2 separate regions of the Homo sapiens genome follow, and region 1 is linked to region 2. Evidence: read pairs that join two places in POLR2A ChIA-PET (ENCODE). Cell type or tissue: HCT116. All regions are shown on one strand. Links, peaks and the distances in the headings refer to the core of each region. The heading gives the core; the rest is flanking DNA. Region 1 overlaps PPM1E (protein phosphatase, Mg2+/Mn2+ dependent 1E). Region 2 overlaps PPM1E (protein phosphatase, Mg2+/Mn2+ dependent 1E).

Region 1 (2,921 bases), core at 132-2,631, 130 kb after region 2:
TTGCAGTGAGCTGAGATCGGGCTACTGCACTCCAGCTTGGGCGACAGAGTAAGACTCCATCTCAGGGAAGAAGAAAAAAAGTTTATACAGTTTGATGTGCTGAAAGACTGCAAAAATAGAAATTTGGAACAAGAATTTGTACAGAACTGGCATTTTCATGTTTTAAAGAAAACTCTGAACACGGCCAAAACCATTTTTTTCTTTCTTTTCTTTTTTTTTTTTTTTTAGACAGAGTCTTACTCTGTTGCCCAGGCTGGAGTGCAGTGGTGCGATCTCGGCTCACTGCAAGCTCCACCTCCCAGGTTCACACCATTCTCCTGCCTCAGCCTCCCGAGTAGCTGGGACTACAGGCGCCTGCCACCACGCCTGGCTAATTTTTTGTATTTTTAGTAGAGATGGGGTTTCACCCTGTTAGCCAGGATGGTCTCATCTCCTGACCTGGTGATCCGCCCGCCTCGGCCTCCCAAAGTGCTGGGATTACAGGTGTGAGCCACCGTGCCTGGCCCCATTTCTTTACTAAAGTACTCATAAGTGAAACAACTTCTGTATGGTTATGTATACTCTCTAGACTCTTTGGAATGGTAAGTGCTACACACATGGAAATAATACAAAATGATTAGTCCATGGGTCCAAGAATAACGAATTATTAAATCTCCAGAGAAAAATCCATTTTTAGATTTCCATTTTTACCAAACAAATATTAAGCTATCATATTAGCTGTGGGTTAAAAAAAAAAGAAGAAAAGAAAAAAAAGAAAAATTTGGGCCAATAATGCATTAGTACTTAAGTCATGTGTATTCAGAGAATTTCTGTACAAAATATTTAATCTAATGTATTACTGTGGGAATCTTGCCATCATAACTGTTTATGTCCAGTATGGGAGCCACTGAGGTTTGAGAGTCACACAGCCCTGTATGCCATCTTTGCCATTTACTAGTTATATGACTTTGGGCAAGTTATCAAACTTTTCTGAGCCTTGAATTCCTTATCTAATAGAATTTGAGTAAGAACTAAATATGATTATGCACACAACTATTTGGCACATTGCCTGACCCACAGCCAGAGGTCCGCATCAGCTGCTATTGTAATGTTAAATGGGCCAATTTATTTAACACCCTCTACTTCAGAATTTTCAAAATCAAAATTATGTAACTAACCCCTAGTGGTTTTCAATATATGTTTAGAAGAAATCCTTTCAGAAATGTGTCAAAGAAAATTAAGCAATAGAAAGCTAATAGCTTATGCACAAAGATTATGATTGCAATGTTATTTAAATAATAAATATTAAACTTAAATATTCAAAATAAGGGACTAATTATTAAATTATGTATAAACTGCAGATGAACATTAGGCAACAACAAAAACAATAATATGGAAGTTGTGTAACGGTGGCAGAATTATGCATTACAGTAGTCTCTCTTTATTCATGGTTTTACTTTTTGAAGTTTTAGTTACCCATGGTCAACTGCAATCCAAAAATATTTAATGGAAAATTCTACAAATAAACAATTCATAAGTTTTAAACTGCACGCCATTCTGTAGCAGCCCGATGAAATCTTGCATCATCCCACTCCGTCCTGCCTGGGACATGAATCATCCCTTTGTCCAGTGTATCTATGCTGTGCATGCTACCAGCTGTTAGTAATTTAGCAGCCAGGCTGGCTATCAGATCAACTGTCAGGTAACATTATAGCAATGTTTGTATTCAAGGAACTCTTATTTTACTTAATAATGGTCCCAAATTGCAAAAGTAGTGATGCTGGCAATTCAGATATGCTAAAGAGAAGCCATAAAGTGCTTCCTTAAAAGTGAAAAGGTGGCCAGGCCCGATGGCTCACACCTGTAATCCCAGCACTTTGGGAGGCCGAGGCGGGCAGATCACGAGGTCAGGAGACGGAGACCATCCTGGCTAACATGGTGAAACCCCGTCTCTACTAAAAATACAAAAAATTAGCCAGGTGTGGTGGCAGGTGCCCGTAGTCCCAGCTACTTGGGAGGCTGAGGCAGGAGAATGGCGTGAACCCGGGAGGCGGAGCTTGAAGTGAGCCGGGATTGCGCCACTGTACTCCAGCCTGGGCGACAGAGTGAGACTCTGTCTCAAAAAAAAAAAAAAAAAGTGAAAAGGTGAAAGTTCTTGATTTCAAGAAAGAAAAAAATCATATGCTGAGGTTGCTGAGATTTATGGTAAGAATGAATCTTCCCCCAACCCCATGAAATTGTGAAGGAAAAAGAGATTCATGTTAGTTTTCCTGTCACACCTCAAACTGCAAAAGTTATAGCCACAGTGTGTGATAAGTGCTCAGTTAAGATGGAAAAGGCAGTAAATTTGTGGGTGGAAAACATGAACTGAAACGTGTTTCAATTAATACAATCAGCAACTGGGTCTGGTACTATCTGTAGTTCAGTCATCCACTGGGGGTCTTGGAACGCATCCCCCTAAGACTGGGGGGGTCGTGGTTACTGTACTTTCTCTCCTATCTTCCATAGTTTTTATTATATTTTTTATAAAAAATAAAAGTTATGGCTGGGCAAGGTGGCTCATGCCTGTAATCCCGGCACTTTGGGAGGCTGAGGCAGGAAAATCACTAGAGGCCAGGAGTTCAAGACCAGCATGGGCAACATAAAGAGATCCTGGTTCTACTATATATATATATATATATATATATATATATAAATTAGCCAGGTGTGGTACATCTAGCTACTCTGGGAGGCTGAGGCAGAAGAATTGAACCTGGGAGTTCAAGATTGCAGTGAACTATGATTATACCACTGCACTCTTGCCTGGGCAACAGAGTGAGACTCTGTCTCAAAATAAATAAATAAATAAATAAATAAATAAATAAATAAAAGTTATATTATTCTTCTAAAAATTCGAGTGCCAGGACAATTCAGTGAGGGAAAGAACAAGTTTTTCCAACATA
Region 2 (2,921 bases), core at 277-2,776:
AGGAGGGTAGTGAAGATCATAGAGAAAATGGATCCAAGGTCCTGTTGGAGTTAAAATTGTTGAAGTCCATATACTACAGGGAGAGGGCTGGAAAGACAGGAGTTGTGGGAGGAGAGTAGAATGCTTAAAATGAAGGTTTAGTTATTAGTAACGACATAGCCTAGAGGATGATCTTATGAGCAGGTGACTAAATTGAGGTGGAAGACAAGATCACTGGAGGTGAGGAGGTCAAGAAACAGAGATATCTGAGCATTGGAGGATTGTCTGTGTAGATAATGAAATAACTAAAACTTTTAAAGAGTTGTGGAGAGAAAGGCAGTAAGGTTGGTGTGGAAGGAAGGACAGTAAGTTTAGTGCTAAAACTCATTTTCCATTTTTAGAAATGACTCCTTTCCAAAAATCTTAGAGTCATTTTGATTCCTCTGTTTATCTCACATCCCAAATCCAATCCATCAGCAAATCTTCTTGGTTCTATTTTCAAAATCCGACTACCTGTTACCACTTTTATAGATAAACACCTAGTCTAAACCATCATTACTATGCTTCCCCTGGATTAATGTCATCAACTACTAACTGATCTCCCTGCTTCTACCCTGCCCTCCCCTGACCCCATAGTTTATTCTGCCAGCAAGTGCCAGATAAGATATGTCCTTTAAAACTGTCAGTGCCAATGGTAAATTCTTAGTTTTGAGTAATGTACCACAATCATGTAGCACCTGGGAGAAAGAACTCTCTATCTTTTTTTTTCCTTTTTTCTTTTGAGACAGAGTTTCATTCTTGTCGTTCAGGCTGGAGTGCAATGGTGTGATCTCGGCTCACTGCAACCTCCCCCTCCCTGGTTCAAGTGATTCTCCTGCCTCAGCCTCCTGGGTAGCTGGAATTACAGGCATGCACCACCACGCCCAGCTAATTTTTTGTGTTTTTAGTAGAGACAGGGTTTCTCCATGTTGGTCAGGCTGGTCTCAAACTCCCGATCTCAGGTGATCCTCCCATCTCGGCCTCCCAAAGTGCTGGGATTACAGGTGTGAGCCACCGTGCCCAGCCTCTATCTTTTCAACTCGCTGTAAATCTAAAATGGTTTCAAAACAGAAAGTTTAAAATTAGTTATGTCATTGACACTTATCTGCTTAAAACCACGGTGCCAAAAAGCACACAGAAGGTACTCAGTAAATATTTATTAAATGAATAGAATGAAAGCTGAATGTTAACTATTCAAGAACTCTCAAGTTCAATGACTGTATATTTTCCCTACATCACCTCTTTCCATCTATCAATTTCTATTCTTCCACCAGGTTTAGTACATGTTTCTAAATGCCACATTTCTCTTATGGTTTTCTTCCTTCTCTCACATACAATGACTATTCCTATCCATTATCTTCTGAGAGCCATAAAACCTTTAGGCATTTCTCCCTTTCAAATTTAAATTTAAATTACCTTTTCAAAGTACTCTGAATCAAACCACTGGGAAAATTACAACTCTGGAGACTATAGCTCTGCTTCCATTTATGGTTCAGTACAGAATGTTTGGGGTTTTAAACATGTCAACATCCCAGCTTATGTAGATAAAATTTTAGACCTCATAACTGTAGCTCATAAAAGCAATCCCTTTTCTGCATTTTATCTAGATTTAGATTTTGAGTTCAAGAAGCAAAGCTTTGGCTAATTCTGCATCTTTAAAAGTAACTGAATAAACGTTTCTATTCAGTTTTTTAGAAGCTTTTTTTTTTTTTTTTTTTTTTTTTGAGACGGAGTCTCCCTTTGTCACCGAGGCTGGAGTGCAGTGGTGTGATCTCGGCTCACTGCAACCTCTGCCTCCAGGGTTCAAGCAATTCTCCTGCCTCAGCCTCCCGAGTAGCTGGGACTACAAGTGCATGCCACCATGCCCGGCGAATTTTTTGTATTTTAGTAGAGATGGGGTTTCACCGTGTTGCCCAGGCTGGTCTGGAACTCCTGAGCTCAGGCAATCCACCAGCCTCAGCCTCCCAAAGTGCTAGGATTACAAGATGCATGTATTTTTAAAGCACACATTATTTTAAAAAGCTATATTTGGGAGTTTATGGTAGGTAAAAAGCACCCTACTAAAGATCATAAATTAACATTACAAGTCAGAATGAGATAGTACAGCATTAGACTTAGTCTTATATGAAAGAGGAAATCTATTTGACACAAATTCTAGTAATCTAAGTAATCGCTACCTGATAAAAACGATATGCCCTTAGGAATTCTACTGGTTAAATGTTCAGTTTCTGAAGGAACTATTTTTAAATAAGCCTTAAATGTACACCAAACCTCCAATACAGTTGGCAGCTTCAGAAAAGCTTAATTACCCTCTTATTCTTTTAACCATCCAAAGAAACCAATCCAGTGTCTACCATAGTACTTACTACCTGCTGTGAGCACAGTCAAATGGATTCCCCACTGTTAAACTCAGAAAATAAACCAAAAGAATTTTAAAAATTAAAAGAAATGGGAATGCTGATGGGGGAAGTAACAAAATTACAGCAACTAGGGACAAAATGAGAATCTCAGCCTGACTTTTAATACTGAGAAAGATCTGAGAAACTATTTTCAGGAATTCTATGGAAAATATCTAGGAAAATGCTTTTATTCATAGCTGTAAAATAAAATTCCAACTAAGAATAGAGTAATTTACCATGATTTTCTTTAAATGCTACTCCATAGGGAACTAAAGAATAAAATTATAGTTTGACTTTGAAAAGATCTGATCTGGTCAGTAAATGAAAAATGACAAAACTAAAAAAAACAAAATGAGTTATAAAACTTTTTTCTACACAGAAGAATCACAACAGTACAAAGTATGTACTATTCTAATAATGAGGAGAAGAAATAGTTGGCAGTAGATAAATACTATAGAAGGGCTCAAAGTCATTTTATTTTCCAGCAATAGCTTCTCTTCTGAA

The links. Peaks named below come from ENCODE experiments on the same cell type or tissue, not always from the same donor. Only the 100,000 strongest peaks of a DNase experiment are listed, where the experiment ranks them.
Region 1: POLR2A ChIA-PET joins it to region 2 with 5 read pairs; 2 of 35 experiments call an interaction of 5 or more read pairs at or near these places.

What each region holds. Positions count from the first base shown.
Region 1 is chr17:58,785,211-58,788,131 of GRCh38, reverse strand. All of the region lies in intron 1 of PPM1E (protein phosphatase, Mg2+/Mn2+ dependent 1E), which reads right to left. Among named protein-coding and RNA genes, the nearest start is that of PPM1E, 31 kb to the right of the region's middle. In HCT116, for the core only: no CTCF peak of the experiment used is centred there; DNase peaks (open chromatin) are centred at 1,031 and 1,601.
Region 2 is chr17:58,917,627-58,920,547 of GRCh38, reverse strand. All of the region lies in intron 1 of PPM1E (protein phosphatase, Mg2+/Mn2+ dependent 1E), which reads right to left. Among named protein-coding and RNA genes, the nearest start is that of PPM1E, 160 kb to the right of the region's middle. In HCT116, for the core only: no CTCF peak of the experiment used is centred there; no DNase peak of the experiment used is centred there.